Linked DNA regions of Homo sapiens: region 1 is linked to region 2. A link is an interaction called in ENCODE POLR2A ChIA-PET data of the cell type or tissue named here. Cell type or tissue: PC-9. All regions are shown on one strand. Each heading gives the region's core, and the rest is flanking DNA. Links, peaks and the distances in the headings are about the cores only.

The links. Peaks named below come from ENCODE experiments on the same cell type or tissue, not always from the same donor. Only the 100,000 strongest peaks of a DNase experiment are listed, where the experiment ranks them.
Region 1: POLR2A ChIA-PET joins it to region 2 with 11 read pairs; 2 of 35 experiments call an interaction of 5 or more read pairs at or near these places.

Annotation. Positions count from the first base shown.
Region 1 is chr5:150,238,745-150,242,811 of GRCh38, forward strand. It overlaps CAMK2A (calcium/calmodulin dependent protein kinase II alpha), which reads right to left. Exons shown (of 19, transcript NM_015981.4): 14 at 960-992; 15 at 1-4. Among named protein-coding and RNA genes, the nearest start is that of CAMK2A, 49 kb to the right of the region's middle. In PC-9, for the core only: no CTCF peak of the experiment used is centred there; no DNase peak of the experiment used is centred there; H3K27me3 peaks cover 343 bases.
Region 2 is chr5:150,110,727-150,114,793 of GRCh38, forward strand. PDGFRB (platelet derived growth factor receptor beta) reads right to left here. Exons shown (of 23, transcript NM_002609.4): 23 at 3,113-4,067. It also overlaps a transcript of CSF1R not described here. Among named protein-coding and RNA genes, the nearest start is that of CSF1R, 26 kb to the left of the region's middle. RefSeq lists enhancers at 660-1,172, 1,883-2,632 and a promoter at 2,544-3,322. In PC-9, for the core only: no CTCF peak of the experiment used is centred there; DNase peaks (open chromatin) are centred at 1,615, 1,985 and 2,685; H3K4me3 peaks cover 328 bases; H3K27ac peaks cover 1,633 bases.

The sequences.
Region 1 (4,067 bases), core at 695-3,194, 130 kb after region 2:
ATTCCTGCCAAAGAGAATACAGGAGATGGTGAGGCCTGCCTGGGAGCGGGACGAGGCATGGCCAGGCCCTGGCTGCCTGGTGACGCGGCTGGTTTCTGTGAGCCTCACAGGCTCTGCCTTCCAGATGCTGTCCTGAAAACCCTGTCAGATTCTCCAGCCTCAAGACGGGGAGGGCCCAGCTGAGCAGGTGGCCAGGGGCCGGGTGGGGGAAAGGGATGGCTGCAAAGAGAACCCTGGCCTTTCTGGAAGGACTGAGGGGCGTCCTGGGTCCTTTCTGCTCGAGGGGGTGAAGAAGGGGTGTGGAGGAGCAGAGAGACACCATGGCGGCCGCAGAGTGGGGAGGAACATACACTGGCAGGGGAGGAAGAGAGAGAGAGGGAGGCCCAGTGTGAGAGATGGTGGGCTCTTCAGAGGGGAGAAAAACCACACGACTGAGTGAGACAGCGATGGAACCAGAAGAGGGAGGTGGGCCACCATGCCACCACTGGACCCTAGACAGAGGCAGGGCTGGTGGCTCCCCTGCCACCGGCGGGCCTGGTAGCCTTACACCAGCTCAAGAGGGGCCTCTGTGGCACCTACTACTTTGGCCAAACCAAGCCCCACCCTCGCCGCGATTGGCACAAACCAAGCCTGAGATGAATTCTAGAGCAGAGGGGCAGGGAGAAGCGAGAAGCCAAGGTCTGGACATAGGACTGGGTTCAGATCCACCTTCACACCCGAGGAGGATCTCAGGTCTGCTGTCAGCCTGCTGGTCTGGGCCGTGGAGTTGGAGGTGTCAACAGAAACACGCAAACAACACACACACACAACACACATATTGTCACACAAGGCACACGTACCAAGCACGCCCTGAGCACCCTCTCCCCGCCCCAGGTTCCCAGTGCAGCCTGCAGGAGGGAGGCAGGAGCAAGGGTTCGAGGCCCAGCATTTACCGGCGTTAGGAGACGGCAGACACTCACCATTAACTGAACGCTGGAACTGGACTTTCTTTTCTGGAAAAACAAGGAGAAGAGATGGGACAGGAAAAGACACAGCGTGAAAACGGCAGGGAGCAGAGGAACGACAGGGGAGGTTTGGGAGGAGGATGGGCCTCGGGGTCATCCTCTGTAGTCCTTTGTCGGCTTGGCATCGGGACAAGGAGTCAAGGAGTCAAGGCCACCAGCAACAGTTGACCTGGCGGGGCCAGTCCTCGTCCTGAAGCTCTGAGTCCTCATGCACACTGCCTGGGTCTAGCGATCTAACAGCCAAGCTCATGGCCAAGCCTCCCTGGGACCAGGGCTACCCACCCTGCCTAACTCTGATGGCAAAAGCCAATCCTGGCTCTGGAAGCCAGTCACTGGAGGCCTCCAGAATCCAATGCTCTTGAAGGACAAAGGGTGCTCAGGCCTGGAAGTGAGGCCCAATGTCTTCTCCTAGGCTCCCCGTGCATCTCGGCTAGGAGGACCTCATTCCCAATTGACTGTCACAGTCACTTGGGAAACTCGTTACAATAAACAGAATCAGGTCCCCTCTGAGGAGTTTGATAACTAGGTCTGGGGTGCGGCCTGAGCATCTCCATTTTAAACAATATCTGCAGGTGATGCCAAAGCAGGGCCAAGCATGGGAGCCAGTCCTCTAAGTAGCCTTTGCAATCCAGCTTGCATTCACAACCTCCTGGTGGCTGGCCTATTCCACCCCTTTATGCTGATGGAGAAACTGAGGCTCAGCCAGAAGTGGAGCTGAGTCTAGAACTTGAGTCTTTTGGCCCTGCCATTCAGCTTACACTAGCATTTTGGGGATTTGTAGCATCCCCTGTATTGGCTACGGTACCAAGAGAAGGAGAGGGGGACAAATGTAAATTACCTTCTCCTTCCCTCAGCTCTCCAAGCCAGGAGTCTTAAAGACTCCCATTCACAGAAGATGGTAGGTGAAGACAGACCCTTGCATTGCACAGATGAGAAACTGAGGCCCAGAGAGGTGCAGTGGCCTGCACAAGGCCTCGCGGCAAGCCACTAGCAGAGCTGAGGCTAGAACCCAGGCCCTGCGTTCAGGCTCTTTCCTCTGTCCAGGTCTCCAGGCACCCACAGTCAGACCCTCTCCAAAGGCTCATCCTATTCTAGATGCCCTTATACCAGAGAGGCCAGGAGGCCCCTCTCCCTGCTGGAAAGAAGGGACTCGAGGAGCCCACAGGGCAGGCCTTTGCCATGGGAGGCACTGGATATGCCTTGAGGGTCTCAGGTCTAATTCTGGGTTTCTGACTCCAAGATCCAGTGAGCTCCCCAAAATCCTGGGCCAGGCCCCCAGGTTATTCTCATCTTCCAATAGGACTTCTTCCCTCCTCCATCCAAGGGAGTGAAGGAGGCTGAGCTACAAAGTGATGGTTGGGCCAGGAGTGGCCTTTGAACTCAAGGCCCTGTGCCTTCCATCCGGGGCCTCCACAGAAGGGATGGGGTGGCTCACTGGACACTTCCAATGCCCGTGTGCTCACAGGGGCATAAATGCTCACAGACCCTGCATTTTCCCCAGCTGGGCTGGATGGTGTGGCTTCCACAGTCATCAGCCTGCAGTCAGCCCCTCATCTCCCCGATTCCCTTCCCCTCTCCTCCCTCCTCTCCTTCCTCTCCTCCTTCCTCTTTTCTTCCTCTCTTCCCCTGTCTCCTTCCCTCTCTCCTCCTTCCTCTTTTCTTCCTCTCTTCTCTTCCCCTCCCCTCCCCTCCTCTCTCTTTTACTCCGTTCCCTCGCCCTCCCCTCTCCTCCTTCTTCTCTTCCTTCCTCTCCTCTCCTCTCCTCCTCCCTCTTTTCTTCCACTCTTCTTTCCCCTCCTCTTCCCTCTCCTCTCCTCTGCCTCCTTCCTCTCTTCCTTCTTGTCCTCTTCCTCTCCTCTCTTCTCCTGTCCTCTCCTCTCCTCCCCTCTCCTCCTTCTTTTCTTCCTCTCTTCTCCTCTCCCTTCCTCTTCCCTCTCCTCAACTCCTCCTCCTTCCTCTCTTCCTTCTTTTCCTCTTTTCTCTCCTCTCCTCCCCTCCCCTCTCTTTTCTTCCTCTCTTCTCCTTTCCTCTTCCCTCTCCTCTCCTCCTCCTCTCTCTCTTCCTTCTTCCCCTCTTTCCTCCACTCCCCTCCCCTCTCCCCTGGTTGTCCTCCCTCCCTGGCTGGAGCCAGGCCAGGCACAGAATGGGGAAGGGGCCAGGCCCCACACAGCTCAGCTGTCAGCAGAAACCCGAGGAGCCGCGCAGGGGCCAGGAGGTTCCAGGCGGGACACGAGGAGGAAACACAGAGCAGAGACTGCATCAGATTCGGACGCACAGTGACAGGATGGGACATGGGGAGAGAGGTCACGATGCACAATGGGACACCAACAGGGGCAGTGAGTGGGGCTGAGGGGAATGAGCAGTCGGCCCTCCTCCTAGAAGTCCAGGCCTGGGGTGGCCGGGAGGGGGACGTTGCTTCTTGGTGATAGAAAGACTTAACTTCCCTGGATCACAAACGATGATGCTAATAATCTTGTATTGACCAGTACTTTAGTTTGATTTAAAGGGACTTTCACTGAAAGTAGAAATCTCCCTCTTTCACCAAAAGTAGAAACCGCATCTCTTAGAATCACATGTGGAAGCATGGTTCTAAGGTTAGCAAGGATGATAGAAACAGTATGGTCAAAATTAGCCTCGAAAAGCCCTCCAAGGCCCATAAAGGATAATATAGCTTCACATCTCTGCCATTCCTGCAGCGCTGAAGCCAATCACTGCCTCTTCAGTTAAGCCCCGGATGAAATGGGGTTTGTCTCCAGCTGCCCAGCGGTAGGAGGAATGTGTGCCTCCCTGCTGGGCTGAAGGTGAGACAGTGAAAGGAGCCTGTGATGTGGCTCCACCAGGCCCTTCTGGTGTGACCCTCTCACCAGGCCCCTGCAAAGAACTGCTGTGCTCCCCTGGAACAGGCAACAGAATCGCTGGCCTGGGTCACCCAGGGGGAGAACAGTAGGGCCCACACTCGAACCCATGGCTTCTTGACTTGCGATCCAGTTTCAATCGTACTGAAAATGCACCTGGACCCCCAGCTCCGCCATTCTCCCCACACTCCTTCCGGGAGCAAGACAT
Region 2 (4,067 bases), core at 1,006-3,505:
GAGGCAGAATTTCAACAAGATAAATTTGTACCACAGAGTTGCTGAATAAAGAGAATAAAGATTTAAAATGTTACTGCATTTAACATATAAAAATACTCAAAGAAGACCTTCTCTTTCTATATTATGTATTTTGGTAATGGATTTTTAAATACAGGCATATATGACATAAATACTTGTATCAAGTAGTTTTTTTTTTTTTGTCAGATCACAGGACCTTATTAAGATGGAATCACTGCTAATTACATAGAAGCCACTTGCCTAAGCCAGAATCCATGAGGTTCACGTGAAGTTATAGTTGCACAAATTAGAAACAAAAGGCATATTCAAAGACAGAAGGAAATATCCTGATGCCCATTAAAAATAATTTTTAATTGCAAAACCGAACATTATAACTAAAATAAAAGGGGCCTGTTAGAGACGGTGCCCTGATTCAAAGAAGAAGGGACGTGAATGGGAGCTGTGAGACCCTCATCAGCTGCAGGTCAGGGCCCCGGCAGAAATAGCTCCTTTCAGTCTTTCCCTCTTTTTCCAGGAACAAGAACCCCGGCCGTGAGTGGGGTGGCGGAAGAATTGTGCAGTCCAAGTGGCTCATCTGTCTGGGAGGAAAATCCCAGCTCACCCGTCTTCCCTGGGCCCGCCTGAGGGGAGAGACTGGGAGGCAGGAGCCCAGCAGGGGCTGACCTGTGGTTACCCCAGACCCTGCCTGCCCTCTGCACAGGGGCCTGAGAGGCCCAAGCCCTCCCACAAATGAGTTTTTATTATTTTTCTCTAGCTCTCAGATGATGTTAGCTTTCCTTTCTCATCCAGTCCTTTCCTATCCTTTCTCTTGGGGAAACACAGTACCAGAAGGTCTGGAGACAGAAGATAGGAGTTTTGTCGCAGGCTTCCCCAGTCCCTAGCTCTGCAAATTTGGGTGGGTGCTTTACCTCCCTGAGTGCTGACTTGGGAGTCAGTCTGACCTGGGCTCCTCTCCCATCCCTGCCACACTGACCAGATGATCTTGGGCAAGTCACTTCAAAACCTCCCTGAATGCACATTTGATTTGGTTTGAATGCAAATCAAAATTGTGAAAATAAAATAAAATTTCAGGAGCTCCCCAATTCATTATGCCAATGGGAAAAGTTAAGCCCTGGAAACTGAGTCACATCACAGGACTGCTCTCTGACCATTGCCTCTTGATTTTTGTGTTGAGAATGTTATACTTTAACCGGGCTCCCCATTCTTTATTCAAACCTGGACTAAATGACACGCTGGTGATCATTACCTCTTTACAAATGAGTGTTAAGCAGCCCCCTTAAAGTGTAGTCAATAGTAGCCAATCAAATCTTGTAGCTCTACGTTAACCTTTGTATGGAAAATGTAATTGTGTTACCCACCCGTTTCTGGCTATATAAACCATCCTCACCTTGCCCCACACAGGGAAGCACTGATCACCATTCTCTGGTTTTCCTGTTTCCTGACGACTACCCTCACACTTTGCCCTTGAATAAACTTCTTTAACTAGAAAAACAAAAACAAACAAAACAACAACAGCTTGGACTGGTGTCTCATCTGTAACATGGGATAATAGTAGGACTCAGGTCACTGGGCTTTTGGGAGGGTAAAATGAGCTAATGTGTGTGAAGCAACCAGACAGCCCTGGGGCATAGTAACTGTTGGATAGTGGTAGTCAGATTTTTATCAACCTTTGTCTTAGTGTGGCATCTAGCTCCATTTATCCCTGGGGAAACTGAGGCCTGATGTGGTGTAATCCACTCAAGTTCCCATAAGGAGCAGGCCTGAGACACAGGGAGCTGAGATCTTCTGACCTCCAGACAGAGGCTTTTGCACCAGCAAAGATAATCCCTGTCTGGAATGTGGGCTAGTTATTTTCTTTACAAGGCAGATCCGGGTATCACCTCATTCAACTCCTGCCACAGCTAGAAGAGAAGTCACAGGCTCTGGGTGTTTTCTGAAGCCAGGATCCCTGGGATGGTGGGCTTTGTATGGCCAGGCCTTATAGCCGTCGGGTATTTTCCCTGGTGTGGCTCAGCTGCCCCTGAGTTGGCGGCTGGGCCTGTGAGTCAGAGCTGTCCCATGGCTCCATTCTTTTCCCCACTTGAAGCCACAGCCCCAGACTCCTGGAGGCAGTCCAGGGAGGCCTGTGGTTCCAAAATGAGGTCCTTCCCGCACCCACTCAAATGAAGATGCCGTTTCCCCAGCTCAGAGAGAGCAAGGGAGGGGCTAAGGACACACAGTGATGGATCTGAGGCTGACATCTGGTCCACCTCAAGTGAGCCAAGTACAGGACTCTGGGCCCAGGTGGGAGGGCCCTAGCACTCTGTCCCCTGCCCCCAGCAACCCTATTGCCCCTGGCCCTGTGTTGCTGCCGGGGTCCCACAGGCCTGGGCTCGGCAGGAGAGCCTATGACTCATGCCGGCCCCACAACCCCTGAGATGCTGCAGCCGTGAGGGGTCTGGGTCCTGCCAGGTCTACACCTCTCTGCCCTCAAAGCCACAGCCTGGTCGCCACCCTATTCCCTCCCCTGTCCTTACCCTGGCCGCAGTTCCCTCCGCTTCCTCTCTTCCTCTTCCTCTTCCTCTTCTCTCTTCTCCACCTTCTCCTCACTTCGTGCTCTCACGCTTTTGGACACTCTGTCTGCCCTTCTCCTACCTGGGGCCTGATCATGACTCACCTGGACCTGGAATCTGGGCTCTAGCAGCTGCCTGTCACAGAGCACGCCGGCCTCAATCCGGGCCTGTGGGCGGAGTGGAGGGGAGGGTGTCCCAGCTGATAGCCAAAGCCAAAGCACATGGTGGAGGCAGTGAGACGCCTCAGCACCAGAGCCTTGGAGCAGCCCTGCAGCCCCACACCCTCCTGCCCGACTCAAGGCCAGGCTCTGTGGAGCCAGAAAAGCCTGCTCGCTTCCCACCTTGGGAAACCAAGCCCAAGGTCTAGGCCCCCCAGCTTCCAGCGAGGGGTGGGAGAGCGAAAATCCCCACTTTACAGATGAATGAAATGAGACTCAGAGCTGAAGGGACCTGTCTGGGGGTCTGCGTCTGGGTGAGCCTCATGTGCCCCACTCCACACTCCCTATGGGCAGGAACCCAAACCCGAGAGAGACCACAAAGTCTGTGAGTGAGAAGCACCAGGTTTAATATTAAAATCTTTCCCTTAAAAAAAAGTACACAGATAGAAAAACTCAACAGCATACAAAATAGCATTTCTGCTGTATAAATGTGAGTTAACGTGAGTCCTAAAAATATTTGTAAACCTAGGTGATTATATCTTTGGTACCGTATTGAGAACCCACTCTCCCTCCTTGGACCAACTCTGGGGATCCCAGGGAAGTAAGGTGCCAACCTGCAATGCAGGGTTGGTGCCCAGAGGGGTTGAGCTTCCTGCACCCCCTTCCCAACCCTCCCCGTGCGGGGGCGTCTTGGCTACAACCCTGACTCCCCTGGCACCTCCAATGCCCACTGGGCTGGGGACAATGAGATGTCACTGCTAGGTCTGGGCAGTGACAAAACCATACCCCCATGGAGCGCTGCCTCAGGGATGGGGCAGCTGGTGGGTGAGGGGCAAACCTCCAAAGCGCCCACCTCTCACATCCTTCTTGGGGTACCCATCTGAAGCTTCTTGTCTTTTACAAGACATAACTGTCCTCACTGTCCATTCTGTCTTCGACGCAGACCTCGGCACAGGTGCTGGAGTGGTGGGCTGCAGGAGGTGATCTCATTTGCCCTCTTTGTCCCTTTTGCCCAGGATACCCCCGGAGGTCATCGTGGGTAGTGAAAGAGGTCCCGTGGTCTTCCCATGTCCCTGGGGCAGCTGCTGGGGGCTTTCCAGGACACCGGCTGTCACTCTAAGTCAAGGCCTGTGCAGCTGTGTTCTTGAGACTTGCTGGGGGCCTGGGGAAGGGGCATGGTTCCTGAGTCCCCAGAGTGTGATGTGTGATCTGGAATCTCCCAGGAGCCCAGCTGACCCCCAGGATGGAAGTTTAGGGTATATGGCCTTGCTTCATCTGGACAAATGTGCAACCACCTGGAATACTCTAGAATGTTAGTGCTGGCAAGGCACTCAGAGTT